Regions from separate parts of the Homo sapiens genome. Here region 2 is linked to region 1. Evidence: chromatin loops called from intact Hi-C (ENCODE). Cell type or tissue: mammary epithelial cell. All regions are shown on one strand. Each heading gives the region's core, and the rest is flanking DNA. Links, peaks and the distances in the headings are about the cores only.

Evidence for each region. Peaks named below come from ENCODE experiments on the same cell type or tissue, not always from the same donor. Only the 100,000 strongest peaks of a DNase experiment are listed, where the experiment ranks them.
Region 2: it touches region 1 in a loop (3-fold over the local background); 2 of 110 quality-filtered maps call a loop at or near these places.

Annotation. Positions count from the first base shown.
Region 1 is chr18:45,203,225-45,219,918 of GRCh38, reverse strand. It overlaps a transcript of SLC14A2 not described here. Among named protein-coding and RNA genes, the nearest start is that of MIR4319, 240 kb to the right of the region's middle. RefSeq lists an enhancer at 6,860-6,909. In mammary epithelial cell, for the core only: a CTCF peak has its summit at 6,976 (motif pointing right); a DNase peak (open chromatin) is centred at 7,008.
Region 2 is chr18:44,449,221-44,465,914 of GRCh38, reverse strand. All of the region lies in intron 2 of LINC01478 (long intergenic non-protein coding RNA 1478), which reads left to right. Among named protein-coding and RNA genes, the nearest start is that of LINC01478, 74 kb to the left of the region's middle. In mammary epithelial cell, for the core only: a CTCF peak has its summit at 6,856; a DNase peak (open chromatin) is centred at 6,934; H3K27ac peaks cover 522 bases.

The DNA.
Region 1 (16,694 bases), core at 3,784-11,783:
GTCTATTTACATTTGATTTTGTTTGTTGATTGTTTTTCCTTCTCTGCAGTCTTTTTCTATCACTGCCCACTCATTCATTCTATTGCAGGGATTCTCCCCTTCCTAAAACATAGTTTCTGCATGTATTTTCCTGCCTCTCTGTCCCTCAATAACACTGGTGCTTGTTTAAAAGTAAACTAAAGGTATTTACTTAGGAAAGTTTAAAAACGCAGGTTAAAGACAAACAATAAGAAATTTACTAAGTTATGAAAAGTCCTTTGTAACTGATATTTCAGGTTTTCAGAGGCACGAAAACAAGGAACTGTTTTTCTTTTAGCTCTCTTTGCTATTTTGCAAATGCATCTTTCTCCATGAGTCTCATATAGCCCCCACTGAATATTTTACTCATGGCTTTGATAACCGTTCGCCTTTCACCTCCTCTTACTCTCTAGATTCTACCACCTGAGGACCGACCCCATGGTTAATAATCAGTTTCCTTTGTGGTGAATATGCTTCTAACAAAGGACTTAACTGCCTTCACTTATTACTTGCTCCATACAGCAAAAGACTGTAGAAGAAATTTTATTTACACAGCATTTTATTTAAACAAATTTATATAAATAACATTGCTATATGCCTTTCACAAAAATGCAGACAAGAGTATTAAAAGGGTTTACTACATTGATTTTTCCATGTTATTTATGCAGGCAAGAAAAATTCTTCAGTTTAGCTAAAGGATTTTAAAACGAATAATATGAATTATCTGACTATGAATCTAAGTGACTTTGTCCTAATGATGGGAAAATTGAGGCAAATTTATTTGTCTATGGATCACAATCCACTGAGGTCAGCGCTTTGAGAGGACTCACTTATACATTTTTTGTTTTTCAGATGCCCTGACTTTTGTTATCTTCTTAAAGATTTTACCTTGTTTTAATCCAGCATATTTCAAAGTATTACCAAAATAACAACTAAAAATTAATTCTGAATTCAGATGTGTTTGGAAAATGCTGAGTAAAATCAATGAAGCTTTTTTTTTTTTTAAAGCAGCAAGACTTCTCAGAGATTTAGTGCATGTGGACCAAGAGGACCTGCAAGGGGTGCTACTGAAAGCTACACTCACAAATCGATTTGACCTTCCATACTGCTTTCGTGCGGGGCATCTTTTTAGGATGAGCAGTCCGAGGAACTAGTGTTCCTCCAGTTAGTGGTTTGATGTCTCTAGCCACTTCAAAGACTTGCAGAAGAAAGAGAGCTTAAAGACATAAAATTTAAAAAGTTTGTTTTTCTTTTAAAAGTCCAAGCTATTACTCGACTTGACCTCAGAATTACTATTTACTGCCTCAGAGGAAATGCTATTTCTGGTGGGTACCACATGGCATATATTTTTAGGAAGGTCTGTATTCAAGCTCTGAAGTCAAACAGTCACATATTTCACAATATAAAGGGAATCAAGTTACCAAAAATACTAGCATGCATATAGATGCCGATTGGACAGTAACAAGCATTTTATCTTCTTCATCAACTTGAGGTGAGAGAGAAACAAAATGTGGCCTATGCATACAATAGAATATTATTCAGCCTTGAAAAGGAAGTAAATTCTGATATATGCTACAATATGGATGAAATTTAAAGATGTTTTGCTAAGCCAAATAAGCTAGAACAAAAGAACAAATATTTTGTGATTCTACTTATATAAGGTACTTAGAATCAAATTTATAGAGACATAAATAATGGTGGTTGCCATGGGCTAAGGAAGGGGTGAGGAGTTATTATCTAATGATTAAAGAGTTTCACTTCGGGGGGATGAAGTTCTGGACGTAGATGGGCAATGGCTGTACAACAATGTGAATGTGCTTAATGCCCATGAACTGTACACTTAAAGATCGTTAAAATGGTAAATTTTATGTTATTTATGTTTTACTACAATAAAACAAGTAACTGGAGGTGACCACCTTATGGAAATCCCACAGATCAGAAGGGTGAAGAGAAAGGAGACTCTGAATAACTGGTATTTGAAGAACATTCAAGGCAAATCTCTCCCTGGATATCTTTTTGAAAATATTCTTCTGTGATATAGGAGGTAAAGCAACACAGCAGCTTTGAAATGGAAAGCTAAGAGAAAAATAATTTTAACATCCTAAGTTTTTAAGCATGTTAACTTTTGAATATATAGAAGGACCAACCATATGTAAGCACAGGGCCAGAAAATATTACAGACAGAAATATAAAACACAAAATGCTGTTATCCCAATCCTCAGGTAATTTATAAATCTTACAAGAAAACATGTCTATGAGTAACTTGGTGATAACAAAGACTGTGCTAAATGTGCATGAGTTATAAATACAGATCTCTAGGGATGTGGGGGAGGAAGATATGAAATCTGATTGAGAACCCTTTCCCTCTTCTTCTCACCTATGCTATTTCTTCCTTCTTTTAGGCCCAGATCAAGACCCCCTGCCTAAAAGAAAGCCATTCCTCACTGTTCTAACCCACTGTGGCTACTATAATCACACTCATAACTATGTGGAGACTTGTTCTTCTTTTTGGTAGATGTTGTAACTTGGCATATATATATTACATATTATAGAATATGTAATATATGTACATTATATATACATATGTATATATGATGATGTATATATACATGTAATACATATCTATGTAATATATGTATATTATATATAATAGATATATAACTTGGCTTATATATAAAAACATATATAAATATTTATATTTATATAGTTTAATGTGTTCTCCATATTTGGTTAGAGAAATCTGTTGCTTTGGGGATGATAAGGATTATTAAAATAGAAGTGCAAGGAAAGGAGGAAAATTGGGTTTTGAATCTACAGAGACATAAAGGTTATGAAAGTCAAGCTTGGTCAAGAGAGAAGGGCTTTTTGAAATTCCAAAATCTCCTCTTTCCAGATGAGAAGCCAAGCCTGGCAACTCAATGTTAGACTATTACCCTAACTTAGAGTGTGGAGAATAGACAAGAAGGGAAGTTCTCACCAGATAGGAAGAGGAGAGTGCTTTTCCAGATAAGGAGGAGGAGGATTTTGTGTGGATGTCCCCAGGATAAGAATATAGTTTGATTCTCTGAGAATCAAAGGCCCTAACCTTCTTGGGCCTTGGCCAAAGGTGGGAAATAAGTTGACCGAAACATCGGACTAGACAAAATGAGTTCTTCCAGAACACCCAGGACTGCTGCTCGGCCCCCCTATGTCCAAGATGGCAGGAAGTCTCAAATAGGTGGTTCTCAGAGCTCTGAGTACACATGATGTGTGCATTGCATGCAGCGGTACTGTGAGTTCCCATATACCGCAGAAAGTGGGGTGGGGGACAGAGGAGTGCTGAGATTCTGTAACACTGGGTTAGATGAGAAGAATAAAAAATACACGGCCTCTCCAACACCGATATATTTCAATGACTATGGGCTTCAGCTGTGAGCACCAACATAACACCCCCAGAAAACAGATGAGATTAGCCATAGCAGGCAGATGCCAGCACAAAGTATTCAGGAATCAGACTAGACCAGCCTCACTCTGTTGGCCAGCAGGGAGGACAGGCCACAGGCACCCCCTTGTCCCAGAAGACATAGCTTTCCCTGCACACATCGACGTCTTGGGAAGGGACACAGAGGTGCTTCTTGTGAAAGGGAAAATAGCCCTGATTGAGCATTTATACTTGAAATTCACTAAATATTTGCCCAAATTAGACCAAACCACACTTAAAAAACTATTTTAAAATAAAGAAGATTGAATTGGCCTTGATTGGAATACTTAAATCTACCCCACTACTATTGGTAGAAGTGAGGATAGAAGTTATAGGGAAAAAAAGTTTATTCTTTTATTTTCTGACCCATTAACTCAAGAGTGTGTGAATGTTCACTCCTTTTTACATGTTTGACACAACAAGCAGGCTAGAGTTTCCTGGAGATCTGTGGAATGTTTCATGTTATGTACTCAATAGGTGTCCCTAAATGTACACTGTATGAAGAAACAAAAAGAAGAAAACATGGATTTCGTTTCTTCCCTGCCTCTCATTCCACCAAAGCCAAAATAAATTACAAAACAGAGAGACCAAAAAAAAATACCATTATAGAAATCACAGAGAGAATTCTGTAAAAAGAACCGGTACTGGGAAAGTCATAGGGCTTAGTCCTTAGAATATTAATAATCGTAACCACAGACAGTCTTCCTGCAAAGCTTTCTGTCAATAAGCTGCGGCAAATATCTATCTAGACCAGTGAAGTCCCACAGAAGTAATAAGTGAAGTTTTCAATCTTCAAAAATGTTTGAGCATCTCTCTCCTATGGAAGAAAACCCCTAGAACTTCTCATAAATGGATATTTCCCTTGGGGGACTAATATCCTCTCCAGAGTCAGACTTGACTTCTTATGATGTGATGAAGCAACATTCACAAGGAAGTCATGATTTTTTTTCCCTTTCCTATTTTCTTAAAATTCATTTAACCTTAAGAAGTCATTGAACATCCATTTCTTTTTTTTTCTGACTAGGGCTTTCAATAAGGGAAAAACTAGGGCAAATTTTAGACAAAGCAAAAGACAATCTTAAAAGTTGACTAGGCCACAGAAATCTAAATGACAAACTTAACAGGGCTGACTTTTCCTTGGTGTGTAAGACAGGCGTGTAAGGCTATTAACAATAGAACTCAGCACAAAGCCCTGTGGAAAGCAGGTGAATATTGATTCTTAATCTTAAACTCATGAATAATGTATAAGGCAATTTTAGTTTAAAGATACAGGCATTTTTTTCCTGGCACAATGGTTTTTAGAAACTCACTGTATTCAGTAACCCATAAAGAGAGTCTTCTCATCTTTTAAGAAGCCTTTCAAATTTCATCTCATTCCTACAGCCTTCCCTGACCATCCAGTCCTCACCAATCACTCCCTTCTCTAAACTCCAAGAGTACTTACTGCCTGTAGCACTCACTGGATATAAGCTATTAGGTATCTTTTTTTTCTTTTATTTCTTTTCTTTTTTTTTTTTTTTTTTTTTAAAGACATGGTCCGATAGATACTAAAACCCTGCAGGGTAGGGGTCACATTACCTTTCTCTTATTATTCCCAGTACCTAGTCTGGAGCCTGATCCACAGACCGTAAGTGTTCAATAAATGTTTGTTGTTAATGATGACATGTTATAGACACATCTGAAACATAATCTGGATAAACATAATACTGGAAAAGTGCAAATCATCATTTAACAAACATGCAAGCCAAGAAATCAATATGAGAGAGCTGTCTGAGTACCAAGTGAAAGACAAAGTAATACCCTCTTCCCTGCCCCAACATCTAACATGGTGATGGATTATGCTACATAAAATTATCGATAAAGACCAATGTAGTCACAATGATTTCTAAGCAGTAACAAGAAATATTAGATACAAAATGTAACATTACAACAAAGGCAGCAGAACTGAGAGGCCATTGTGGAATAATAGATACATTCATCTGATGAAGAACCTCTTTGCAAATAAGCAACTTCAAGCATAATGAAAGCACAGGGCTTTCCTTTCCTCCCTCTCTATCTCCCCAACCCAGAGACCGAGATTCTGATTTCCCTCAAGATACACAGAATGCACGTCACTTGCCCCTTAAACAGAGGAGGAGGAAGGCAAACTTGAGCATTCAACTGTTGCCAAAACAAACCCAAGCCTTTCAAATGAGTTAAGTTCTCATGATATGAGTCGGGTTGAGTAAATTTATACAATTCTCATTTACATACACACAAAGAGTAAAACAATCTACTTATTTCTTGTCTGAATTCCTATCTTCTTCAATAAGATTTGGCTTATTAACGTAGCAGCAGAAGTTTGGGCCAAATCTATCTAGCAATGAACCTCATCTCACCTATCTCTGTCACTCTTGCATACCCTTTTCCTACCTATACCCTTCCTTTTATCCTGGCAGGTGGGGAATGCTTAGGCAGAAAGCTCGGCCATTTCTATTGATCATATAGGTAACATCTTCAGCACTATTATTGGTCTGACGACTGTGAAACAATAATAAAAGTGGTCAGTCCAAACGTCCCTGGGCCCTGGCAGAGATCTGGGGCAGATGATGGGAAAGCGAGAATCATGGGTTGATACTTTCCCCCAAATTGTATATGCCTTACTGTGACATAAGCAGCCTGAACAGGATCATTAATTTGACTGGTCACTTCATTGGAACATTGATAAGGATTTGACTGGTTTTTAATAGCATGTACTAGTTATGTGGACTAATTAACCAATCAATAAGATTTAAACCAGTACATTTACTCCTCACCTCATCCTCTTCCATGTTACTCAGTCACCTTTAACGTTTTGAATGGGATAAAGAACTTACAAAACTAATTAGCTATATAGACAGAGCCATAATGGCCTGCATTTTCTCCACTATTATTAATGCTTTTGGTATATAAAATCTACTAGTTAAAAAAATGAAAATTGAATACCATGGGTTAATCTAGGTATAGTAGTAACAATTCCCTATAACCAGCTTGGCTTCCTTCATAGCTAAAGGATGACCAGTACCATCTCATCTCTTTGAAACAATTGACTGGTGGTGTCTTTTTGTGGGTCAATATTCTCATTGAAAGAAAGAATATATTTTCTCCTGAAAAAAATATATAAAATATTCCTAAATTTAGTGAATTCAGAAAGCCATATAATTACAGCATACAGAGTTTTCCTTCTAGATCCTGAAGACATGGACTTATAAATGATGCAGGGCAACTCACGGTCATTCAGGTCCTGTTGGCACAATGAATGGAGGTGCTCCAAGCCTTTTCCTTGTCTGTAGGTAGAGGTGCAAATACTTCAATGAGATATGTTCCTGTTCAGAAACACCCAGGATGAAAACTGGAAAGGGTCTGCCAAGAAATACAGAGGAGCTCTTTCAGCATGGTCGTTTTTTAGGATGATGGAGGCAGCTTACAAAATGGTGAGTTGGAGCAATGGCTGGAGCCAGCCTAAGGAGGCACTATGGAGCAGAAAGTTGGATCCCCCACTAGATGGCGCCAGGACACATCTATGGCATACGTGGGTACTGTTAACCATGGCACAACAGAGGGATCGGATCAGTTTTCACAATTCTGTATAGGCCAGGTCCTAATACAGTACCAACGGACTAAAGTGAGTGTATGTGGGTGTTTTATACGTCTTTAAGTTTGACCCTACATTGAAGGGTACACCTGGGGTGGCATACGTGTGTGTTCTTTGGAGTATGATTACCTATGCGGTTGTGAGTGTATCTCATGTATCACATGTGCACACACATACAATATAATAATACACATGTGCGTTAGATTATATAGATAAGGGATCAATATAGGTGTAGCTAAAGATTAGGGGCCATTATTACAATAAATAAGGATCACGTTGGAGGAGGGGGATTAGCTTCTCTTGCGCGTACTGTATGCCAGACCTTTTCATGTGCTTTCTCATGTAACCTTCACAACAGCTGCAAGAGGTGCCTACTATTGCCCCATTTTCACCAAAGGAAATTTGATGGACTTTGTATAGGTTAAGGAACTTGTCCAAGGTCACATAGCTAAGGAATTACAGGGCTTGGATTAAAATCCAGTTCTGCTAAGCTTCAAAACCATAATACAGTTATACCTCATACCACATTGACTTGCTACAGTTTCTTACAATGTGCAAATTAACTCCAGGGAATATGGTTTGTGGTATGTTTGCACAAATATACTCACATGTGCACTATACGAAATGAAAATACCTTCTATGCAAAAGTTTGATCTATGTTGGACTACAAATATACATAAAAAGTTGAATAAATATGGCATTCCACTTTTCCCTCTTCACCCCAGGATAATTATTAAATAACCCTATCACAGAAAAATATATAAGAATTAATTCCAATATATGATTCAATTAAAATGGGAGTCATTTAAAAGAATATTAACTAATTTTAAAGTAGATATATCAAATCCACATGTATACCTAAATGAAGCCATTCACTATTTACCTAAAAATACATTAGCATTAAGGTAACAATACAAGTTCCATTTATGTTGTAGGAAAAGCCTTTTCTATTGAGATGGTTGGCTCTCATCTTAACTCAGCCCACTCAGGTATGGTTTTTGTCATTGGAGATTTTGTAGCCTTTGGGCATCAGCCTTTTAATTTTCTTTTTGTACAGAAAATGTATTGTTCTGTACATTGTGTTTTGACAGACTAAAGAATGTAGTGTACATTGAGTGTTTAGCACAGTGTCTGGCAAAGAGTAAGTGCTGAATAAAAGTCAACACTAGTGATTACAATGGCTATAAAGAAGGAGAAAAAAGCAGAGGAGGGAGAGAGCAGAAAGAAGAGAAGGAGAGTAAGAAGGAGGAAAGAGAAGGCAAGAAGGTAAGAAGAAAGAAGAGAAGAGGGTAGAATGGTGGAGAGATCAACATGACAATTAATTTGAATTAATTTGTAATTTTTTTCTTCTCCCTAAAAGTTAAAGAAGTCATCTGAAACAATGTGGAATTTGAAATACCTGCCTTGCACACTGCAGATCATTCTATTTTTCACCTTAAATTTTGTGCAGTTTTCTGTTTGGTCTAAGATTGGTTAGTTTTCCTATAGGCTAAAGAATAATGTGCTAAGAACTGAGCCCCCGGCTGAGACTGTGGGATTTAAAAGGGGGAGAAAGGTAAACAGCATTCCATCAAGTTGTACTTTGGGCACTGGGAAAATATGTTGGTTGTGCTGTCAAGAAATTGACTTTTTGGCTGCATGATAAAGGTGAACTCTGGCACTCCAAAACTGGATGGAAATCACAATAGCTCCTTCTAGAAAAGTCAAAGCAAAATAGAGACATTTTCTCTGGTGCTTCAGATCCGTAAGAACATTATCTGAAAAGAGAGATCACAACTCGGGAAAAGGGGAAAATAGGAAAACATTGCCTGTTGCCTTTAGTAATAAAATTTCACTTAGCAAATTTCCTAAGATTTTTGTCATTCTGGGCCTCAGTCTTTGTTTCTTTCATTTGTGTTAGAGAATATTTGAAGTTGTACTGAGAAAAAAATAGTAGTAGTGTTAATAAAGCCTAACATGAATGAATCACAGAATGCACAACAACACATTCCATATTCTATATCACGTTATGCTCAATACAACCCTATACATTGGTACCATATTACAGATGAGAAAACCAGGCTCAGAAATTTGAATGGTTTGGTTAAAGTTACACTAGCAGATGGCAGAGCAAAAACTCAAAACCAAGGGCAAGCTGAGGCCAATACCAATCTTGTGGTCCATGATGCTGTACTTAGATGACATTCAAAATGCCTGTGGCAGTGCCTGGCACACAGTAGGCATATGACAATACTCAGCTTTACTTTCTTTCAAAACAGCATTACGCTCTTGCCTAGGTTAGAGTGCAGTGGAGCAATCATCGCTCACTGCAGCCTCGAACTCCTGGGTTCAAGCAATCCTCCTGCCTCAGCCTACTGAATAGCTGGAACTACAGGTGCACACCCCCATGCCCATCTAAGTTTTAAATATTCATAGAGGCAGGGTCTCACTATGCTGTCCAGGCTGCTCTCAAACCCTTGGCTTCAGGCAGTCCTCCCAAAGTGCTGGGATTATAGGAATGAGCCAGCATGCCAGGCCACCTTTGTTTTATTTAAAGGAGTACTGCTTTTGGAGGGTTATCTCTTTCAGTAAAGTTCCATTTCAATCTGTACACAGTGTTGGAGAATATCAGGTGCAGAAAGTGATACCAACTTCAATCTATGGGTATGAAATACTCATTCTATCCTGGATGTTTCTGTCTTGCAGACCCTAGATCTTGGCATAAAAGCCTAGCATCCTTCCCTGGGCTCGAGCGACCATGATCTGGAGACAACAGTAGGGGTTGCCTACATGGATATTTGAGGAGGTAAGACATGCATTGGTGAGAAGGAACACTTCTGATGCTATCGGGCTTTCTCCATCCCATTTGTGGGCATTCATACTGACATAATCACATGGTATGCATAAAGTTGTAAAACTAGAGGAAAATTCTAAAGCTTGACCTTGTTTCCAGTAGATAATTTCCTGAGATATTAGAGGACTATATCAAGTGGAATCAGGAGCACTGGGCATGGTTGTGACCAATTAATTATTGCCTCAATAAGAGAGCATGTCCATCAGCTATACTTGCTGTTGAATAAATAGCTGTCTCGATTCTTTCCCTGCAGTCTCTTTTTATCTTCTTAATCTCGAAAAATAGGTTAGCAAGATGAATGAAGAAATCAAGGTCCACAGCAGTCCAAGGTTACACATTAGATTCTAACTAACTTGAAACCTAGGTTTCTGATTTCCCAGTCAAGAATAATCTTTAAGACATTTCTACAAATTCTAAAAGATTCTTTACTTGTTAAAAAAAAAAAGAAAAAGGAAGGGGTGATTCTAGTTACTTTAAAATGTTCAGAAAATGCAGCATTCTCTATCATCCTTTCAGAAATTAAAAATGTATATTTTACATAATAAAGTCTCATAAATCCTGCTGTAAATTTTTAAAACCTGATTTTACCTGTAATTTCTATACATTTTGACCACAGTTGTTGTTGTTGTTGTTGTTGTTGTTGTTTTGTTTTGAGACGGAGTCTCACTCTGTTGCCCAGGCTGGAGAGGAGGGGTGTGATCTCGGCTCACTGCAAGCTCCGCCTCCCGGGTTCATGCCATTCTGCTGCCTCAGCCTCCCGAGTAGCTAGGACTACAGGCGCCTGCCACCACCTGATTTTTTTTTTTTTTTTTTTGTATTTTTAATAGAGATGGGGTTTCACCGTGTTGGCCAGTGTGGTCTCGATCTACTGACCTCATGATCCGCCCGCCTCAGCCTCCCAAAGTGCTGGGATTACAGACGTGAGCCACCGTGCTCGGCCACAGTTGTTGTTGTTTTTTTTTTTTTTAAATGCCTGTTAATTTCCAGAGGCACCAGCATTCCTCAAAATCCATTTTTGATCATACATCTCAAAATGATTCAAAGCCAGTTCTGACAATGTTCCTTATTAATAATGATAGTAGAAATAATAATAATTTCTTTTTACTGGTATTTCTATGTTCATGCTACCTCATTCCATAATACTACCATATCTTTGCAACAGGTCTCCCAAACCCCTAACTTTTTCTATCTGATTGATTCTCCATGCTCCTACTAGATTTGTCTTCCCTAAGTACACTCACTCTGCCCTGTTTCTACTCTGTCATCCATCATGACACCCCACTCTTCTCAGTATAAAACCCAGCTTCTCAGTCTGCCATTTCAGTCTCTTTCTTTCTCTAGGTTCTCACTCCACTGCTCTGTAAGGCGGGCTCTTCAGTTTAACTAACGAGGCTTACTCTGATCCCTAGCCAGGGCACACACATTCCTGAGTCCCCTGCCTTTAACGTCTCTCCTTCTCCCTTCTTTCCACATGTGCAGGTGTGTTTCTCAACATATTGCACGTTCCTATGAAAGCAGAGGTGGACCCAGAGATGTTGTAACCACTATAGTTGGCCACCTGCGTTAACTCATAAGCTTGTCGTTAGCTCTTATGTCTCTCAGAAATGAACGTCCGCAAGCAGGGTCACTGTTGATGACTCAGCAACTCATATGGTTTTATTTCTTAACTTTATCACGACAAAGCTTTATTATTATAGAAGTTAGGCATACTTCAAAGAATTGTATTTGAGAAAAAAATATATATTTTAGTTCTGTATTTTAAACAATTTTATTGCAATTCTAGATCTCCAAGCCCAAATTTTTGTGTTGGTTATAGAAGTAGCTTTAGGTGCCCATGGGCTTGTGAGAAGTGCATATCTGTTCTCTAGGTGGTTACAGCTTTGTCATATAGAGGTAACTGCAGAAGCCTCAATGGATGTGAAGGCAGAGAGGCTGAGAGGACAATTCATAGTGAAAAGGTTTGGCTTTGGGTCCCAGTTTTATGGCTGACTCCTGAGTGATTTTGAGAAAATCCCCTTAACTTCCTGAGTAGCAGTTCCATCAGCTGTAAAATAGGAAGTCTAATATTTAAACTCATAGGGTTACTGTGGGAATTAACTTTGGTAATTGCTGTAAAAGCCTTGTCAATTATAAGGGGCTCTGCAAATGTTAGTTATTATTAAGAAAACATTCTGGGCATCTCTAGCTTTTTTTTAAAAAAAATGCAATACTAGAAGTATTTCTAACCACCCTAAACTAATTTCTATCGTGAAACGTGATTCCCCTATGTCTGTGTGTTTGCTCTATGACCCATCTCTAACTCTCTTCACATTACATTCGGCAGAGTCAACTTCTTAACAAAAAATTATTCTCTTTATTGTTTGAAGGCTGATGGTCAAGCTGTTGTTAGCAACCCAGTTAAGTATTATGACTGAAATTTCCATTTTAGATTCTGATTCCAACCTTAGATTTTCAACTGCTCACATGCCACACACCCATATGCACACACATTATTAGGTTTATTTTTCCCCTCCCCTTTTCTTCACTTTCCTTCCCCTCTTCCATCCCCTACGCTTTCTCTTTCTCTTTTTTCTTTCTCTCTTTCTCTCTCTTTTCCTCCCCCCTCCCTTTCCTTCCTTCCTTCTTTTCCCCTCCCTCTCCCTTTTCCTTCCTTTTCTCCCTTTCTTCCCCCTTTTTCCCTTCCTTCCTTCTCTCCCTCCTACCTTTCTCTTCTTTCCTTCATGTCTCCATCTCTCCCTTTCCTCCAACAAGAATCTATAAACATTCAAATAAGAAAATGCCACATGAATTTTTGACTAAAGTGTGATATTTTACTTCTACCCTGCCCTTGTCTACTTAAAATGCTTGCAAAGCCTCACCATTTTTTCTAGAGCACACAGATATGCTCTAGTAGTTAAAAAATGTACCTAAATGCATGTTGTTTACTATTAGGTACCAGAGTAAATGATATAGTTAATACATTATCTACTATGCAGAAAACTTGGATACTGATGAACATTCCCAGGCATTCCATGTCCTACTGGGGCAATACACATTCTCTGATAGGATGAGAATTATTGCCTCACTGGACCAGAATACTCTTGGAGTCCATATAAAGGCCCTTATTTCCACAATGGATTGAAAGACAACAGGTTCTGATTTTTGGGATATTTAGTTTGTAGACTGCTGATCTGTTAATGGATCAAGTCAGCACCCTGTAGGTATCCTTAGCTCTTGGTGTATGTAACCCCCTGTCCAGAGGCCTGAGTTGCAGAACTCCCCAAACTAGTACCTGCCTACCAGCCTTGTATGGCACTCAACTGCTCAGATTATTTTGTCTTTAAAATGTAGTTTCCTTAGAACATACACAGGGAAAGTAATATACCCTAGGAAATAATAAGAGATTTGCAATAGATGCTCAATTATAAAGGAGAAAGGCATACAAAAATATAATCATAGAATTTTCAAACTGGATGAAATGTAATAAAGTTATTTGCAAGTTATTGCACAGTAAGGCTAACCTCGCTGAATACCTTTAGGCAGTACTCGTTTTTAGGCCAAGTATCTCTGTGTGTGTGTGTGTGTACGTGTGTGTGTATGTGTATGTGTGTGTACTGAAATTTCTGGAGGGTCACTGTTAGGGCTTCTTTAATCAAATACCCTCATGTCACAAATGAAAAAGGAACCAGGAGAGGTGGGAAAGGTGAGCCAAGAATCTGATCTTTCAGATTTTCAGGATTACAGCCTTTCCACTACACCAACCTCAGGAAAGTATGTTCTCCAGTGACTGAGCTACAGGGGCTACATGGAACACTACGTGAAAAGGCCAAAAACTTGATTTCATCACCATCTGGTCTACTAGAACAATTATCTTGTAAATTTCAGTGTAAAGATCAACTCTGTTTTCAGTGACCACTATCTCACATAAACAGATGAAACAACACACTTTGCTCCTCTATTTTCATGGCCTATCCATCTCCACCGGCCTCTTCAAATCATCTTTTGGATTCACAGTACATTGAGAGCCTTATGCTAAATGCAGAGCTCTAGGCTGGAACTGGTGGACTGAATCATTACTCTCCTCTTTTCTTTGGGATCCCCCTCCCTCTTTCCATGCTGCTGTCCTCCTGCACTAGCATGGAAGGGGAGAGCAACAGATTCCTTTGTTGAAATCACAGGGATTCACATAGGGTAAATGCTCACTCTATATTTGTTGAATAAAAGAATGAATGGATTCCTGGATAGGTCCAGCCAGGGACCATTCTGTAAGGCCTTGTACTCTGAAGGATCCACAGAATCTTCAAGTTTATAATATGTGAAAAACAGAAAAGATTTCTAAAACCCACTAGGTTGGTTTGCTAGTGACAGGATTTTAGCTTCAATGCAAGCAGTGAAGTCTTGAGTGGTGTGTCTTTGAATTGCATCTACCCGATCTATTTTTCCATCAAGGGCTCTTAAGCACCACAACAACAATGACCTTTTCCCTACTACTGTGTTTAACCCCCAATGGTCCTCATTATACGGCTCGCTTCAACAAATGCTGATGTCCAGCTTTGTCTGCTCCTTCTATCCCCAGATAATTTAGAGTCGACTCTAATAAAATGTTTTGCAACTTACAGCATGAAGTCATTAAAGATCCTCTGTCAGGTAACTGATAAAATAACAGTCCAGCCCATCCTTCCCACACTGGCTTAAAGTTCATGCAACCTGTACTTGTATAAATTATACCTAAACCACCTTTGGCCTGCTGATTTGAGAATATCATCCATCATCCCTCAGTGGATGAATGGTGATACTAATCCCTGGCCCTGTATGCTGCCTGAAAGCTGGTGCTGCTAGGGGAAGGTCTGGGCCCCCATGCCATTAGGAGGCCCGCATGCTGGGGAAAAGAGTCTCAACACAGAGAGGTCCCTATGTCCAGCACCAAGTGGAAGCTCCAAGTTCTCACCTAGTTCCATACCATGGCCAGGCACATAATTGTGCCTTAATACTTACATTTCCTATGGAGGTGTTCTGAGCAAAGCTGAGGGAGCTGATACCCAAGGCAGGTATTTCCTCACTCAGCCAACTCTCCTCCTCCCTCTTTCTTCATACAAACTTCTCTCTTCATGCAACATTAGCATAGGTGGAGTGTGAGGCAGAGGAAAGTTTCTGGCAAGCAATGAGGTAAGTACCTTCTCTGGGAAAGTTTTTTTTTTTTTTTTTATCTCAGTGATAGGTTTAAAATTGGAAGCTGCTTTTAATTCGTGAAAATGCATTGGTTGAATTTGGCTCACTGATATAAAACCATGGCTTATATGTCCAATAAATCTTCCCTTGACATCAGCCAGTTAACCTGAATATAAGGCCATAAATTGTTAACTATCATTCTTTTATTGCTAATGCCAATGAGCACTTGGCTTTTTAGCCACAATGAATTTACAATACATGCATTACTCTTGAGAGTGTTATTTATAAGACAAAATAAGAATACATAGTCTCCATCATTGACTTTAAACCCACACTTATACTGAGTCTACATGCACTGATAAGCAATGTTCTCAGAGGTCATCAAATACCAACTCTCCATCAGACCAGTCAAAAGTTTCCACAGTCCACAGGGATCGCACAAGCCAGCTCTACAATCACACACGGTGATGTTGGAACAGACAATCAAGTAGACCCGAAGGTTTCCATTTAACGGCCATTCAGTACACCTAAGTGGCTGGAGTAGATGTTTGAGCTTTCTCCCATGTGAACAGATAGAGCTGTAAATATGTCCTCTTGTTCTCCTGACGGGAGCCTCAAGAGGTTGATTTTCATCTGTCCCAAATAAACTTGTTGGAACTCTTGGGGGATTCCTCTTAGATTTTTTTATTACCACTCTGGAATAATGTGCAAGTAATTATGCAACAGCCTACCCTTTGTTTGAATGAACATTATTAAATATACCACAATTATCACATATCATATATTCTATGTGCATACAAGCCCCTTAGGATAATGCATATTCCCAACCCCTACAGAAAAAAATGTGAATTATTAATATTCACTCTTCAAGCTCCGTAAAACTGACTCTCAGATCGTGGTACTAAACACTCACTGCTCTGGCACCTACACAGGCTGGTTGGAGAATTCATGCACTATAGTGTTTGACACACTCATTCTGTCAGGTGAAATACTGTAGGCAAGACTGCATAATTCATTAGGCTGATACAGCAAGGCTGAATAATTAGATCATCTCTTTGTACAAGGCTACATTTTATGATGATATTTTTAACACTATAATCTAAATTGGTGTTGGATTAGGGTATGGGGGTGCTGTTGAAAGTAAACTAATTAGAAATTGAAAGATGCCATATGTGAAATCACAGCTGTATTTCTCCATGCCACCAAAAGTAGGATCCCATCTTCAAAAGGCTTGCAAATTATCTATACTATTGGCTAACAAGCATGTCAGATATTTTAATAATAGGAAAATGATGATGTACATACACACACACAGTGTTGTATTTTTATTTCGGTAGGTGGGAAGGGAGATGAAAAGAAACTTAGAAACCGATAATTTCTCTCATGAGCAGGTGGAAAAGAAGGATTTCCAAACGTTAGCAAGAAGAAACAACATTAAAGAAAGAGCTAGGCCTTACCCCACAGTTCCGCCTGAACCTTGAAGTGATGGTTTTGAGAAGAGTAGTCAATATCACCTAGGAGATCACACTGGGTAAGAATGTGGAGTCCTTCTCAGGTGATCAAGGCAAAGAAGACAGCCGACTTTGAAGGCACATAGGTGTCCAGGGGCTTGTTTTCCTGGC
Region 2 (16,694 bases), core at 3,826-11,825, 750 kb after region 1:
GATGATTTTGTGGACAGACTGCAAGTGGCTATGTTGTTTAACACAGGGTTGATTTCTAAGTTAAAATGCTAAGCAAGAAAAGAATCAATCCTAATTCTTGGCTCAACATAGTAGGGCTATTCAGCCCTTGCTAGCTCAACTTGTGGCAAAGGAAGGAACATGAGGTTTGTCTAGTTCCCAGGAACTCTGGAAGCTGTATTATCCCAAATGAAAGAGTTGGACTCGGATGGAAGACAAAAGTTTATTTCTTTTTTGGTTAGACCTCAGTCTTCTTTGTTCTTGATCTCTGATCTCTGGGCTGCCTTCCCACCATCTCCAGGCTCTGCAGCTCTTGCCAGTCTGGATCTTGTCCACAAACTGGAGTCAGTAAAAAAAAAAACGCCTGAACCTAAGAAAATCCAAAGCCAAAATATTATAAATCACTGCCACTGAAGGAGAAAGAAATTACATTTTCCCTTTGTGAACTATGACTGAAGTTTTATGTTGCCTGCCCATCATATTAAACTATGAGATCATGCCTTGGAGTTAGGCATTTTGGCATGTCCTGCAGCTTTTGTTTCCATGGTTGTGGTCAAAGCAATTCTGTGGTCCCTAATTCACCTTGCTGACCTAGCATCTGGGGTGACTCTCTGCTGATAGGGGGCATTTTGTGAGATACAGTACAATTTTAAATGTTACGGTTTTGTTTGGAAAAAGAAACACACCACCCCTCTCCCCTTCCAAAACATCTTCAAGAAAAATACACATCAGATTATCATGCACACGACAACTATGTAAAACTGGAATGACTATTCCCTTAGTCTGATTGTCTTGTTTTATAGAGCAAATGGGGAAAAAATGGGATTTGAATGCTAGCGAAACCATCTGTTTATTGACTGCCTAAAAGACTAAAAGCACTTGCCCCAGAATCTTGGATATAAATGAAACTTGGAACTTCCTTGTTGTTATCTATTGTGTGTCAGAATTTTTGTGGCAATTGAAATGTCACAATTTTTCTTGGAACAACATTCTGGCATCATTTGGTTTATTTATTTTAACTGATGATTTTCATTTCTCATTTTGCATCTAACAACTTCTGACAATGTTTCTTGCAGATAAAAACTTCGTGGGAAATTATTTGGTGTATGTGACTTTTTCTTATACAATATGCTCAGTTTATTTGGGGGTAGCGGAATGTGGGAGAAGAGGATGGATGTTTGACTTGTTTTTACTAATGATTGCCTTGGTATTTTACAAGATTGATGGCTTGCTTTCTTCAAAGGCATCACTGTTCTACTTTCCACAAAGGCAGTTGAAGTCTGACTCAGGACTTTAAGAAATCTCAGTGACCTCATGACTTACCCTGCCTCATTCTTGATCCTTTTGCTGTTATGTTGATGTGGGTGTCACACATTAACATTGAACAAGAATTTTGTTATTGTTGCTGTAATGTTAGCCCAAGCCAACTCCATAATTTGTTCCCTTTTGATGCAATATTGACCCACTTTGGATACTTTCATTCTCCCTTTTTGATTTGATATTAGACAAAAAGTAGACACCATTTATCAAAGTCAATTTTGGGACCCAAAAATATACATTTTATATTTGGTACTAAAAGGCACGCTTGCTTTATTTTATTTATTATTTTTGTGGTTTTTGTTTGAGGGGAGTGGATAGTAGGGGTGGGAGAAACCTGTTAAATTTAAACTATCATGGGTTTCAGAACAACCTGTTATATCAATTATACCATTCAGATTAGTAGCTTGATCACATTAAACAAACTTCTGAACTAATTTGCATGTGTAGACACCGCTTTTTCTGTGGTATTTCTACTGTACGTCCCTTTCCTTTTATGAAAAATAAAATGTAATTAAATAGTGTGATAGATAAATTCCTGTCAGAACTGTTCTTTAAAAACAAAGAATTATTCAAGACACTTATAAAAATGATTGATAAGTACAAAATAGAAAAGGATACCTGGGACCAATATTTAGGCATGGATGGGGCTTTGGTAGGTATAGAAGAGAGGTCAGCAAATTCATTCATTAGCCTTATGAGTCAAAAGGCAAAATCAAAGCTATTATGTAGTTATTTATGTGACAACAGAATAATGTTTTATACATTATTATTAAAATTTTAAAAATAATTATAATAATTCAGTACAATTTTTAAATAAAATATGTGTACTGTAGTGTGTTGAATAGTTAACACTTCCCCCAAAAAGTCATGTTCAATTCTTAATTATTCTAATTATCTGTTAATTGCTTTCTAAATAGTACAAAGAACTAGTTTTCAGATGGTTTATAAAATTCACCAGTTCTTCCAGATAGTGTTTAACTGAACATTCCACACTCCTTCTTTTCTTTTAAAGAGATCTACTTGCTTTAGTTATTTATCAGTCATTCCCACTAAAATGAAGTTTTCTGGTCAATTCCAAAACGTAAAACAGGTCATGATGACCATAAATTTGTAACTGGGGAGATAGTTTTTGGGAAACAGAGATGTAAAGAAGGCTAGGGGTTATTTCAGGGAAGGCCAGCATTTAATCTTAGAGTTGAATGCCAGGAAACCAAAAAGGATAGAAAAATAAAATATCTGGGCAGGGTGTTAGGGAGAATAATGTTTCAATGAAGAGCAATGCAGAAGTAGATTAGGAAGACTTGCTAGAATACAGCTTTGCTCATGGAATAGTGAGAACAGTTACATTTGAATTCCTAGATTATTGCTCCTGGATTTGCTCTCTAATCCAGAGACTAAAAAAGAGTGGAAGAAATACAGGAATGGGTGTTAGAGGACAGCAGAAAACAGGCTAATAAACAAGGCGACACTACTGGCTTGCTGTGCAGTGGAGGAAGGAGTGAGTTAGCAGCCTTCCCTCAAGGCAGAGTGGAAAACAGGCTGTACTACTCTCTGGTTAGAAATACGTATGTGTCCCAATTTTTAAATTTATTATTTTACTTATGGAATCTATATATAAGTCCTTTATTTAAGTTGACTGAAATAGTCACCAAGAATACATTTTAAAAAAGGTGATAGAATATTTCAATAAGGGCATAAAATAATAACTTCAAGGACACGATTTGAATGTTATTCATATCTACTGTTTATTTCTTCAGATTCTCTAAATCAAACTTATGTACAAAGGTGTGGTACATTCCTATTCACTGTCTGACACCTTTTCTCTTCTTTGTTTTCTTTCTTTTCTAAGATCAGTGGCAATAAATGCAAGAGAAAAAACTGCATCAGGAGGGGTACCAGGGAAAAATGGTTTAACAACATCAGAATCACGTCATGGTCATCATGTCTGGAGGCATTGTCAGTTATGATCTTCAGTGCTTCTCTGTCATTTATTAAATGCTTCCAAACTGTTTTTGATTAATGTAAAAATTAATTTAGATACTTTTTCATTTTTTTAGGAGACAGAAATTCAGGAAAAGGTCCACTGACATTTCTAAGCCACTAACAACACCCAGCACATTATAAACAAAACTTCACATTGAGATCTTGCATTAAAAGATTTTAAATTAATTTTATTAAAAATTACACTTTTATGGACCAATTGAATACCCTTATGTAATTACAAAGACTTTATTTGGACAACTACTTGCTAAATCATCAAATAAATTTTAATATGTGCATGCACAGGATTCAATAGCTTCATTTCACAGATGAGGCAACCAAGGCCAACGAATTTTAATGATTTTTCCAGATGGAGTTTTAGCCACTTGAAAAGCAAAACTAGAACTCAGGGACACCTTTGCTGCCAGACTTGTACTTTGTCGTACAGCTAGTGGAGGTAGAATTGGGATTTAGGTACAATTAGTGAGGTTTTATATTCTATGCCCCTAGCCACCACCTTCCACTGCCGCTCTCAATGGAGCCCACCTCTCTCAAATCTGATCTCTTTCACCCCACTACAGACTACTTTCTTTTTGATTGATGGGTTGATTTTCAGCTTGTCTTTATAAAAAAACTATCAGCAAAGAAAACACAAATATGAATTGTCAGTAGATAGCTAAATCAAATCTTCTATCAAGAATAGACACAGCTACATAAGGGAGTTAAGATATAGGACAAAAATCCTAAATTTGCAATACTTTCTTTTTTGAAATTATATTGCTGGGTGGTCTAATGAGCCTTTATATCAGTACATGGAGATATTTCAAAAGTGGATGACACATGTCATTATAACAAATGAATCTGTCTCAGATACTGAACAAGTTCACAGGCTTCAATAAATTGTAGTGTTTTTCATCTCTCACCTGTATTGTGCACACATCACTTGAGTATTCTGGAAGGGAGCTAATTAACATCTCAGAATAAGACTTTTGTTTTTAAGTTGAATAGTTTTTTTTTTCCTTTTACAAAGAATACAGATTAATTTTTCATTAAGTGCATATGGAGATATCTTGCAATGATGCTTCAGAGAGCCCCATAGACATAGGATAATTTGCCTCCACTTCATCATCAAATGAAAATGAAATACTTGTTTAGGGACCAAGAAAGATAGACCAAGACAGCTGAATTATTCACATCTGAAGGTTTCCAGTTCAAATGTTTTGTAAGCTCATTTGCAGCTGGGTTGCAGCAGGCTCCATCCATGTCTGTCTAATGAAACTCATGCTGAAAATCTCAGTTGGAAGTTCACGGATTCAGAGCCATTCATCAAACCTCGTCATAATTATTTAATAAGCAACATTAAATGTTCAGTCAAGTCTTTAACTCATCAGTTCAGTTATCACAGTTTAGTGCATGCAAACATCATTTACAAGGTTTCCTGCTGAACGTTACAGGATACAAATAAACCCCATAAATTAAACCAACCCTCAAAATAACCTTCTCCTGACTGCCTGCCCCCTGCCTCACCTTGTCAATGCTTGAAATGCTTGAAAAGGGTTTCTCAAACGGGCTCCCTCACTAGAAATTTGGGTAGATGAGTGTTTCTTTTAGCTGGTGTCAGTTTCTGTGTGTGTGCATATGCACGCTCTATTGGATCAGCGAAGGTTCACATTTTATCAAGGCTTCATGTGGCTTGCCCCTCTCAGTCCTAGCTGGTACAGGTATGTTCATCACTAATAAGTAAGCATTTTAGGCATTTAAGTATGCATTTAAGAAGTGAACACTTGGCTCTATTGATTTTTCCCATGATAATCAGGACATAATCTAAATGATAGAATTTTATGTAGAGGCGGCACATGAGAGAAAAGAAAGCAAGGAAATTGAGGAGGAGGAGGAGGAGAGGAAAAGGAAAAGCGAGAAGCAGTTTTTAACACAGACGTTCTCAACTGAGCTTGTAGGACAGATTAGTGTGCTGTGACATGTCATGAGTGTGCCACAGAAAATTTGCCAGTAATAAGGGGCTGCATGTTTTGTAATTTACTCCTAAAATATATTAGAATGGATTCAAGGTTATTCCTGTTACATGTCACTGACTCATGTGGATTCCGTTATGCTTTCTTAGGAGGCAGAGAAAGGTTTTGATCACATTAGTGAAGATATTTTTTATAAAACTATCTCTTTATCTAGGCTGCAGCCTTGGGTATGCTGGCTGTACAGATATCTTATTCTGGTGTGTGTGTATATGTGTGTGATTGCATGCATGCACACACATGCTCACGCTAACACGTCTGTGCATGCGGATGAGATTTGTTGCCTTGGGAAACATATGAAAAGGAAATTAGGTGCTCAGAACTGAGGTTCCTCCGGTGGTTCCAGTCAAGTGACTGCAAAATTTCTGGACTGCCGTTTAGGCTGTCGGGAATCAGCAAGCTCCACAGGTTTCTTGGGCAGTGGAATGAATGATGGTTGAGGAGCCCTGAGTTCTAGGTTTCACTCCACTTTTGTCATTAACTAGATGTGTACCCATCTGTAAGTCTTGGTTTGTAAAATTGTAGTGGGTATGCCAGATTTCTGTAAAAATTTTATTAAATGAGTTCTTAAATAGGATATCTCCATATGTACTTTAAAAAAAATAAAATGCCCTTCAAATCCTAAAGTTTCCAGTTTCTACCTCAAGCATGAATATACATGAATAGATATATATTTATATATACATTCTATATATTCTCTCTCTTTATATTTATCTATATATATGCACACACTCATGCTTAAGGTAGAAACTAGAAACCTTAATATATATATGAATTTATAAATTGAAGAAGTTCTCATGAGCAGGAATGATTAATACTTTAAAACTATACTTATTATGATTTGGGGTATACTCCAACTTTTGGGAGGTGCTCCACCCAAATGATGCCAATTCAACGAATATTCATGATCTTTCCTTGGATGAACATAGCACACTGAAATGAAATACTAATATTTTGCACATAATAGTGGACTTGGTGGATATATTGTATTACAAAAGTGCTCTTGAAATTGCTGTTCAAATAATTTCAAGGCCTTACGCAGCATATCATATTTCCTTTGCATTTCGTGCACCCACTCACGATGTTACTGGGATTCTTGTAGCTGATCCTCAGGAGAAACTCTCTCAATTTACAAGGTCTTCTAATTATGCTGTTCCTCTCCCTGAGCCATTCTCTCTTTCTGATTCCTCCCAGAACACACATCTGGTCACCTTGCAGTTATAGTTCAGCTCTCACATACATTGACTTTTCTGAAGAAGTCAAATCTACTTCCAGTTCTCAGTATTCTTCAATTACAACACCGTGTTCTCTCCTTCTTTGAACTTATCACAATGGTAAACTTAGATTTATTTTACTATAGGTGTTGATTGTCTGCTCTACTAGTCTATTATAAATGCCCTAAGATCAGAGAGCAAATCTACTTTGCTCACTGCTATTTTCCCAGAGCCTCTCTCGATGCTTATGATTGTAGATCAGTGAATGTTTGTGGAAAGGATGGTTTGTTCCTGCTCCCCTACTGGCCTAACCAGGGTTATCCAGAGCTAGGAAACAGTACCATGCTCAAGGAGTGATTCATCACTCAGCTCATTCAGTGCACATGCATCTGTTATGTTCCTGTTCTAGGCCAGCCCATGGGATGTAGTCATTTAGTGAGAAATGAATCACTTTGGGGAAACTTAAATGAATAGGATTTAAATGACCAGAAAGAAAAATCAGAGGGCGTTCTAAGTCAAAGAGGAAGGAAAACATCAGAGAAATGGGAGAGTAAAACATAGTCAAGTGTTAATGCTTCAAGGGGCGTGATGTAAGGAAGACAGAAAATATATGTAAGAATCATATTGTGGGTTATCTACACAGTTACAAGATGATTAGTTGTAACCTTACAGGCATTTGGCAACAGTTGAAATTTTAGTCTTGGCCTAGTCCAGTTGCTTAGAGTTCTTTATAACTTTATTTGTGAAATCTTTCTATTCATAGTCTCACACACTTCATATGTAACATTTAATCCTCAGATCTGCCCTTTGCCTTTTACAGAGGAGAAATCTGAAACATATAGATGCAAACTAACTTGACCTAGGTCCCAGTGTAGTAAATAGTAGAGCTAGACATTGAGTCCAGGCAGTCTGTCTCCAGAACCCATACCCTTAACTTGTATGTTGAGTTGTTAGATGTCATTTTCATAGAAGGGCCTGAGGTCTCGTCATTTCACTTTGTGCCACAGTGCAGATTGTGGCTTCTGTGCATGACAGACTCATAACAAACTTTTGCATCTCTGAAGGAATTGTAAATTTCATTTAATAAATGTAATTTCAAAAAGACACATCCCAAGCTTGTGAAAATTATTGTTTTTCCAATTGGGAGAAAAGAGACAACATATACTACTGGCTTAGGAGCAATTAGCACCATTCTAGCTCTGTTGCCATCCCTAATTATCATGGAATCTGCTCTTTGGCTTGCAGTTTCCTTACCCATAAAATATCAGGTTTAGCTGGATTATCTCTAAGATCCTGTATCACACTACTTTTATGCTCCTCTTCAAATCCTCTTGGTCTCAATCAGTTCTGACTTTGGCCTCTGAAACAGGTACTCACAGGCTTTGATCAGCTTCTTGCAGATGTACCTCCCTGGGGCCATGCTATAGCCCTCTCTGTTTCTGCCCTGGAGCTGTGCTTATACTAGAATCTGCTTGCATGACCCTGCCTGGGACTCAGCATGCACAACCTGGAAGTCCCCTTTCATCCTCTGGAAGATGATTCTGAATGCAATTCATGAGCCTACTCCAAAGCTCTTGCAGAATTGAGAGTGAGCGAGTGGTTCTGTGGTAGCCAGCTTAACAAATCTTTTATTGACTACACTTCTTTCATGTTTGATTCCCTCTCTTCCTCATTCCTCATAAATTACTCTCACGCAAGGCTTTGTCTTACATTCTCAGTTGAAGATCACACAAGCTAAGAGTGGCGCCTTCCACAGTCAGGTCGTTGACTCTATGATCTAGTAAAAGTGACTCTAAGAACATCTTGGTGGGGCTGAGTTGGCTGAATAAATTCCTCAGACCCTTTCCAGGCTTCCCAGTTCAACTTTTGGAAAGTTGCTAAGATAATTGTTGGATACTCCTTTAGGAAGTGTTGCATATTTACAAAAGTCAGGAAGAATAAAAACAGGCATTTAAAGGGTTATTCTAATCACCCATTAAGGACTACAATCTCACTTTTCTAAAATTAGTTGGAAAGAGATTTTGAACTAAAGAGCTCAAATTTCAAGGCATTGTAATCTTTATCGTGAGTTTTCCAAATACCTGAGAAATTATATGTTCATATTATCTTTCTTAAAGATCATTTTCCAGTAAATGTATATGACTGTGAGTTTTCAGAAGGAAATATTAAAAATCTAGTGACTTTTGGTTAAGGGGTGATGAAGTTTAGATGGGAAACATGTGAGGAGGGGAGGGAAGGAAAGGAAATTAAGGAGCCAGTAGGAAGACAGAGGAGACATGATGCTGTGCAGGATTTTAGGATCCCTTGAGGCAAATCTTTTTAATGGAAGCTTCATTGACCCCAGTAAAGTATTATTATTTCCAAATTCCAGATAAAATCATCTTCATAAATAAGTCCTCAAATATATTCCACAGCAAAGCAGGAAAATGGAAAGAGCATTCGACTTGCGTGATATTGGGTAGTTCATGAATCTTGGTTTACTTATCCCTAAAATTAAGATGTTGAATCGCTCAGTTCTTCTGACTCCAGTCTAAAAACTAGGTGCTAGAAAACAAATGTCTTTGAGTTTAGACCACTGCTGTCTCTGCTGCTGGTATTTTTTGAATAACACCGACCATTCTTTGTACTTGCATAGCCTTAAGTTACTGGATCAAAACTTGCAGCTTGTGAAGTTGTTGTGAAGATCATATGTAAAGCACATAGAATGATACCTAGTGTACCATGAACCTTTTTGAATTTTAGCATTAAACATCCATGGAAAAATTAAACATAAATGGCTACTGTCTAAGGTATTCTATTGTAATGAATATGAAAAGTAGAGTAGAATTGTCTAGCTATCAAAATTATTGGCTCAATAAACAAAACCAATGCTGAAAATTTTTTGAAGAAAATACAAAATGTCTTAGTTGTCACTACACTCAGGAAGACTTAAGAGTGTGATGCAGAGGGCAAAATGGCTATTTCATTGCAGGTTTTCCCTTAACTGCACAGTATTAATGATCAAGTACTCACAATGTTCTGGGCATTTATATACATACATTACATGAAATCCCACAACAACCTTACATGGTCACTTGCTGCTATCCTGTTCTTAGAGACAGTGAGCTGAGACACAGAGGTTAAGTGACATGCCCAAAGTAACATAGCTACCAAGTCAGAGAGTTTGAGTTTGAACCTACATAGCCTGGCTTTGGGATAGGTGCACTTAACCAGTATTTTATACAGACTCTAAAGTTGGCCAAATGGAATTTATAAGCGTACTCTAGAGAGAGAAATACATTACTACTCTATAATCAATGTTCAAGTCACCTTTCCATCCCCATTTTCTATTACACTCCAGCCCTACTCCATGCTTCAAGAAGTAGAAATGTCTTTCAAAATCTTACATGTACCACTCTATCTATCTCTTTTTGAAACATTGCCTCAAATATCCTTTGAATTGTTTTGCTTAATCAAATTTTACCCATTCTTTAAGGCCTGTCATGTGGCCCAATTATTTCAAAAGACTTTCTTAAACTTTTTCAGCCCAAACTGACACACCTCTCCACTGAACAAACACCACATTTCCAGTTTTTATTGATAATATTTTAAAAATCATCCTATGGGTTTTAATTTCTAGTAGGTCAAATATCAATTGCCATAATCCATATAAACTAAAAGTTATCTGGCATTCACTTATTTTGCTTTAAAGAATAAAGAATTCTTAGGACCAAAAAGTGAGAAAACCACTGCGTGAATTGGTCTCAGGCATGATAGGTCCATTTCTTACTGTAATTGTTATGAAATTCCAAGCACGTATATTATTTGTCCCTGGCTGGGCATAAGTTTTTGTTCTGGCTCTAGAAGGTAACTTTCGTTGCCCTGAAGGACTTGATCAAAATTAGCTTGTTCCTTCCTTGGCTTTTCTTCTATTTTGTCTACTTTGTTTTCCCTTTTTTTATCTAGTTCTTTTTTTTTCATTTTTTAAAAATTGAATTCATTAGTATTTGTTTTGTTTATCTCATTTTTTGTCTAATATTGTATTTTGAAACCACTGTAGTGATCAGTTCATTAGACAGACTTTGTATCTGGTTTTCTTCTGAGGCAATATGGACCTAGCTTCTTACCAGCTTTTCCCAATTTTAAGCTGTCCGTGGGATAACTTGTCTCTAGAGCCAACAGTAAGTCTAACATGCTGAATGGCCTTTCAGTCATCTCTGCTAAGGAGGAGACCCATATTAGCAACTACTGGCTCCTCAAGATCATTGGCAAGAATAACTTCAACAAGATGAAGTTGTCCCTGACTACAGGACCTAGGAAAATGAATTAATGTCCCTGGTAAAGGGAAGATATGCAGGACTCATTGATGGGCCACAAAAACAATGAGGTACTGTCTACCCATCTGTTTTTGGGCTATAAGAAAGTTGAGCTGGAGGACTATACCATCGCCTTGAAGTCCCTGCCTCACCTACCTACCAGCAGAATTTGTGGTATGGCATGACCCCAGCAATAGCCAGAGCCAGAAGGGGACACTGAAAGATTCTTCACCTTCATCTCCAGATACTTGTGTTTTGGGTCCACCAGAAAGAACTGGCATGAAGCTGAAAGCAGTGTGGAGATGATTGAAACTAATGTGAGGAGCCAAAGTGGCAATAAAAAACAAGAATTAATGTGGGGAGGTCAAGCCATGCTTCCTGAATTTTACATGGGACATGAAGATCATGAGAACCAAGGAACCTAGTGAGATAGTGCAAGCTTCTGTGCCCTCTTTGGGCATGCCACCCTCAATCTTTTCCACACTTTCATGATTTTTATGTTCAGGAATTTTTTGTGTTCAGGGATTTCTATGGATACTTCATCATGTAAGCATGATCAATTATTAACTCAATCACTAGCATCTCTATTTTTTTCTGGAGGATGAGGCAGCTGAATGTTCTAAGCTTCTAATCATAGCTTGATCCTTTTGGTGACCACTCCCATCCAGGTGCCCAGTAACAGTCTCTTCATCAGAACAAAAGACACCCCAAATCACCTAGGAAATTCCAAAGGATAAGACACTTTGTGTCAGAAACTGGGATCAAAGACAGTGTATCGGAAGAAAAGATGCACTTGGTACCCCATCACCCAGAAAATTACAAAGGTTTTAGGAGCTTGGTGGCAGATACTGGGGCACAGACCATATACATATTTCTTATTATACTACAATAACACATATTTACAGCTAAAAATTATTAAATATGGTTTAGAAGGGATATTTGAAAAGAGATATTACAAGTTGTTTTGAAGGAGCTGGGTTGTGGGGAAGAAATGTAAGAAATTGGGAATTACCCTTCTGTATAAACTTTCCTATCAGTTTTGGAAAAACTCACTAGAATTTTGGTGCTGCTGACATGTTTTAATTATCGTCAAAAGGTCCACAATAGGATAACGAAGTCCTATAAACCAGACTGTTGGGAATTAGAAAAGTGATGTGATTATGATCACCCAAAGTAGCTTGGGGAGTCACTTAACTGTGACCAAGTTTTCTGACTGTATATAGCAAGAGTTAGGCCTTCACAGTGAGATTTTTTTTTCTCGTTGTAATAGAAGTATGGAGTAGTCACTCTAAAAAAGCTTAATTGAGGTAGGAGCCAGCCTGGGTTTCCAAGAGATACTCCACAGTGAGTCAGATGCCCTGGAGTTCCCAGAGCTAAGATTTATGGCAAGAGACAGCAGCCCAGAGGGATGGAGTGGATGGCAAGAAAAGTGGCTTTTAAAAGCAAATTCCAGGTCCTCAAGTTCTCATTTCCAATGTAGGCACTGAATTGATAATGTTAGAAACCCATGAGGGAGCTTCGCCAAGGGTTCCTTTGCAGCCTAAGGGGCATCCCACAAAGCCAGCAGGTACCCGTCACCGTCAATCTGCCTCCTCCACAGTCTTCCCTGTGTTGATCATCTTGACATTACATAATGTTTTGCATTCTAAGTGCATTTTATGAGCTTTATTCTCTTCCCACACTTGGATTAAAAAGACATTGAGTTTAGAATCAAGCTTTATTCATCTTCTGTGTACAAAGCCTTATAAATTTATCTATAAATAGTTAAGACTTAATAAATAAATATTGATAAATTGATGATGCTACTAAACCAAAGGTAAAATATTTTATAGTTATTTATTAAAGACTTGGACTGAGTCTTTGAAGAATGTAGTTTAAATACAAATAGGATGAAGGATGGGGTTGCAGTTTTATCAAAGGCAAAGAAGATGCACATAAAGTGGAAGAGTTGAAGTAGGGGAATTGGGCATGTGATTCAATGAACTTGCTCACACCTGAGGCATAAGGAATATAAAATAGGTATAGTTTATTCATATATTGTAAGTCCTACTATAATATTGGTATTTGTGGAAGGTGCACAGAGAATGTACATGATCTATTAAGTTGTTTACATTTATAGATATCAGCTGAATACTTGAAGAACAATAGTGAGTCAGGAAATTTATAGATTGAGGTACACTAAAACAACTATAAAACATGGAGGTTTTATAGAGTTGAAGGAAAAGTATAATTTGAAGTGTATCTAGATACCTATTGCTGCAACATCTATTGCCCAAAACTTAGTAGCTTAAGACAATTAATCTTTCATGACTTTGTGCGTTGACTAGAATCAGCTAAAAGGCTATTGCTTGGGATCCATCATGCAATGTCATAAAATGGTGGCTGTACCTGGAGTTGTCTGAAGGTTTGACTCAGCTGTGCACCCAATATGGCTTACTCAGTTGATTCTTGCTGTCAGCTGGGAGCTCAACTGGTCTGCCAACTGGAGAATTTACATGTGGCCTTTTTTGGCAAATTGGCCTTCAGTATTTTGGCGAGCTTCCCAGTGGAGAGTCAAAGAATTTTTTCTAAGATATTTGGATGGAAACTCCAAATCTTCTTATGACCTTCTAATGAAAGTCTCAAAACTTCACTTCTACCACATTCCATTGGTCAATACAAGTCACTAAGGTCAGCATAAATTTAAATGGATGGAGATTGAACTCCATTTGATGTGAATAGGAGCAGACACATAAAGAGAGGGAAGAAATTGATGATGGTCATCTTTTACTGTCTGCCACAGAGAATTAAAAAAACATTACTGAATAACTTATTTTTTAATTTATCGATTTAAGAGGTATTTCTTGACCACCTGTAGTGTTCCAGATTTTAGGAATTGTAATAGAAATATTACAGTGGAAAAAATAAAGGTTTTGACTCTGTGAAGATTGTATCCAAGTACAGAAAATAATTAGAAGCAAGTAATCCATGGTCAGAGAATGATGAATGCTATGAAAACAAATAAGATAGGGTAAAGAATAAAGAATAATGGGGATAGTAACTTAGAGGGAGTTGTCAAAAAGACCTCTCTTAGAAAGTAAAATAAGAATAGATTCTTGATTGAAGTAAGGGAGTGGGCTGTGTTATTATCTGGGGAAGGGCAATATAGGCAGAGAGGTAGGGATATGCTTGGCAGAGCATCAGGGCAGCCAGCATGGTTAGAATGATATGAGAGAGGAGAAAGAAGTTAAAGGTGAATTTGGAGAATTTGGCAGGAACCAGATAATTTAGCATCTTGTCATCCATGAAGAAAAATATATTTTGATTTTATTCTGTGCAGAGAAGCCATTGAACAGGGGAGACCTATGGTCTGACTTTATATGATTCAATATAGCTTTTGTGTACAGACTAGACTATGGGGCTGAAAGGAGTGGGTGGGCATCAGGGCAAAAATGGAAGCCAAGAGAACAATTAGGAGGTTTGCAGTGGTTCGGGAAATAGTTGATGGTGGCTTGGCTTAGAATATTGGTAATGCAAAACTTAAAACATAATTTATTCAATTATATTTTGAAGGTATAGACAACATTATTTGTTGATAAACTGGAGTGGTAAGTCAAAGATGACTCTAAGATTTTGGCCCTGAGTGAATAAGTGAATAGTGGATTTTTTCTGAGACAGAATTGCCGAGGAAACAACAGCATTGAAGGGATAGAAAGCAATTGATTGCTTTTTTCTTCCTTTTTTACTTTACATACAATGAAATGCACAGATCTTAAGTATACTTTCACTGAGTTTTGACAATTGCATACATCTGTTTAACCTAAACTCCTATAAAACATGAAACATGACCTTCACCTTAGAATGTTTCCTCACTCCTTCCCAGTTCATCTTCATTCTATCCACACAACTACCTTGACTCTTTTTTCCCCATTTGAGGCTCCTCTCACTTGTTCAAGAACTTTATAGAAGTGGAATCACATGACTCCGCTTACTCAGGAGAAGGTAAGTGGCTTTTTGAAATACTATGTTCAATATCTTCATTAGATATCCTTGTAAAGATGCCATGCAAGCAGGATCAAGTAAAGACACCCAGTAAGGAGCCTTATTGACAAAGGTATTAGGATAGGGTCTAAGTGAAAATGTAGGAGAGGAGTCTTGCAGGAGGTGAGTTTTGAGAATAGTTTTCTGAGATGGTGCTTTTTAATTGGTAAAATATTTGGGAAATGACACCAGGATGGCGACATGTTTTGTCAGAAATCCATATTAGGAGGAGCAAAAAACTGGGTGAGCCTTTCAATGACAGGTCTTATAAATTAAAAAAAAAAAGGACGAAGAAGAGTGAATTAAATCTCTTAGGCAATGTCAGTAGATCAACAAAAGACTGTGTAGGGAAATTATTCCTGCAAACTTTTATTCCAGCATTGATTTGATAATCTCAGGCTAGTTGTGGAGTACAAAACTCAGCACATGGAACTTTGTGCTTTCCACATAGTCTTGTAAAACCATGGTGAGGGGCTGCAGTTTGACAGCACCCTTGTTATGTGAAAGAAATTGCAATTTTTAATCACTTGCCTTGGGTGATACAGTGGATAACTGACTCAGAAGAGACGGTTGTTATTTATTGCAGTTTGTGGGTGGTCTGTCTGCTTGGCACAGTCAATCTGACTGGAGCTCTGAAAGTAAGCCAGAGGAAGGTTTCGTTTTGCTTTTTTCTCTTTTCAAAGGCAATTGGAGAGTGGGTCCTAATCCTGGTACTGATATCACAGAAAGTCACAACTTTGCCCTTTTCTCTTAAGATATAAAACAGCAAAAGAAAGCCCATTTAAGAATATATTATCTATCAGACAGATGTCTGTAGGGAGTGATTTGATGGGTCCTGGAAAACTCTTCTGCCCCAAAATATCTCCTCCTCCTTGAAATCTGTCGTGCCTTACTTTGGAGCGTGAAGGCTTTGGGGATTCCGAGAGTCTCTGCTGCCTTTGTAAATACCTTGGGGAGGAAGAACATATTAAGTTCTCATCAGCTGGAGGATTTATTTCATTTATCTTGAGGGCAAAGCCCTGTGGGAACAGAAAGCAGAAGGGAGGTGGTGATGCTAAATGGAATAGAGCCTTGAAGTGGGGGCGGTTTGTAAGGGCACACCCCAGGGAGGTCTTGTTGACTTCAGCATTTCACCAAGGTCTGAGTGTGCCCATCTCACTGCACTCTGATCCCCTTCTGAGGCTATTCGCCTATTTCTCTCCTCCCCCTCTTTAATATGTTGCAAACTCTACCTCTTAGCCATTATCCGAAGCACTTATGCATACTCATCCATCAGGAAGCGTCCCTTTCTCTCTTTTGCCCTCTCTCTGTCCTTTTGGCTTGCCTTCTTTCTGCTCCATTTAGAAATGTTGACAAGGCATTGTTCGCTGCTGACTAGTTTGGTTTTTAAGTTTAGTTATTAAGCGGCTCTTTTGTTGTTATTGTTGTTTTCTGCAGCATTGGATCTTAATAGCTGCTGAGCTGCAAATAATGGAAAAAGCAAACAACTAGAAAAAGAATGTTGAGAAGTAATATTTCCCAAATAATGACACCTGAGCTGGCAGAGCAGGGGACATTTCAGTAGCTTGGGTTGTGGAGGAGATAACTGTTAAAATCATTGAGGCTGGAATTCCATTAGGTGCAGTGGGGAATTAGGAAGTTTATGTGTCTCCTATTTTTAGTGGAGAAAACTGAGAGACACTAATAGCACTGGCTTGCTACATGTTTGAAATATTCACAGGTATTAGTAGAGAAAAGGGTTTAAGTAAAGAATAATATTGGAAAAAGAGGGCAAAGTATGGTGTGCAAGTGTTGAGGGGGTGTTTGGGCTCAGGGAA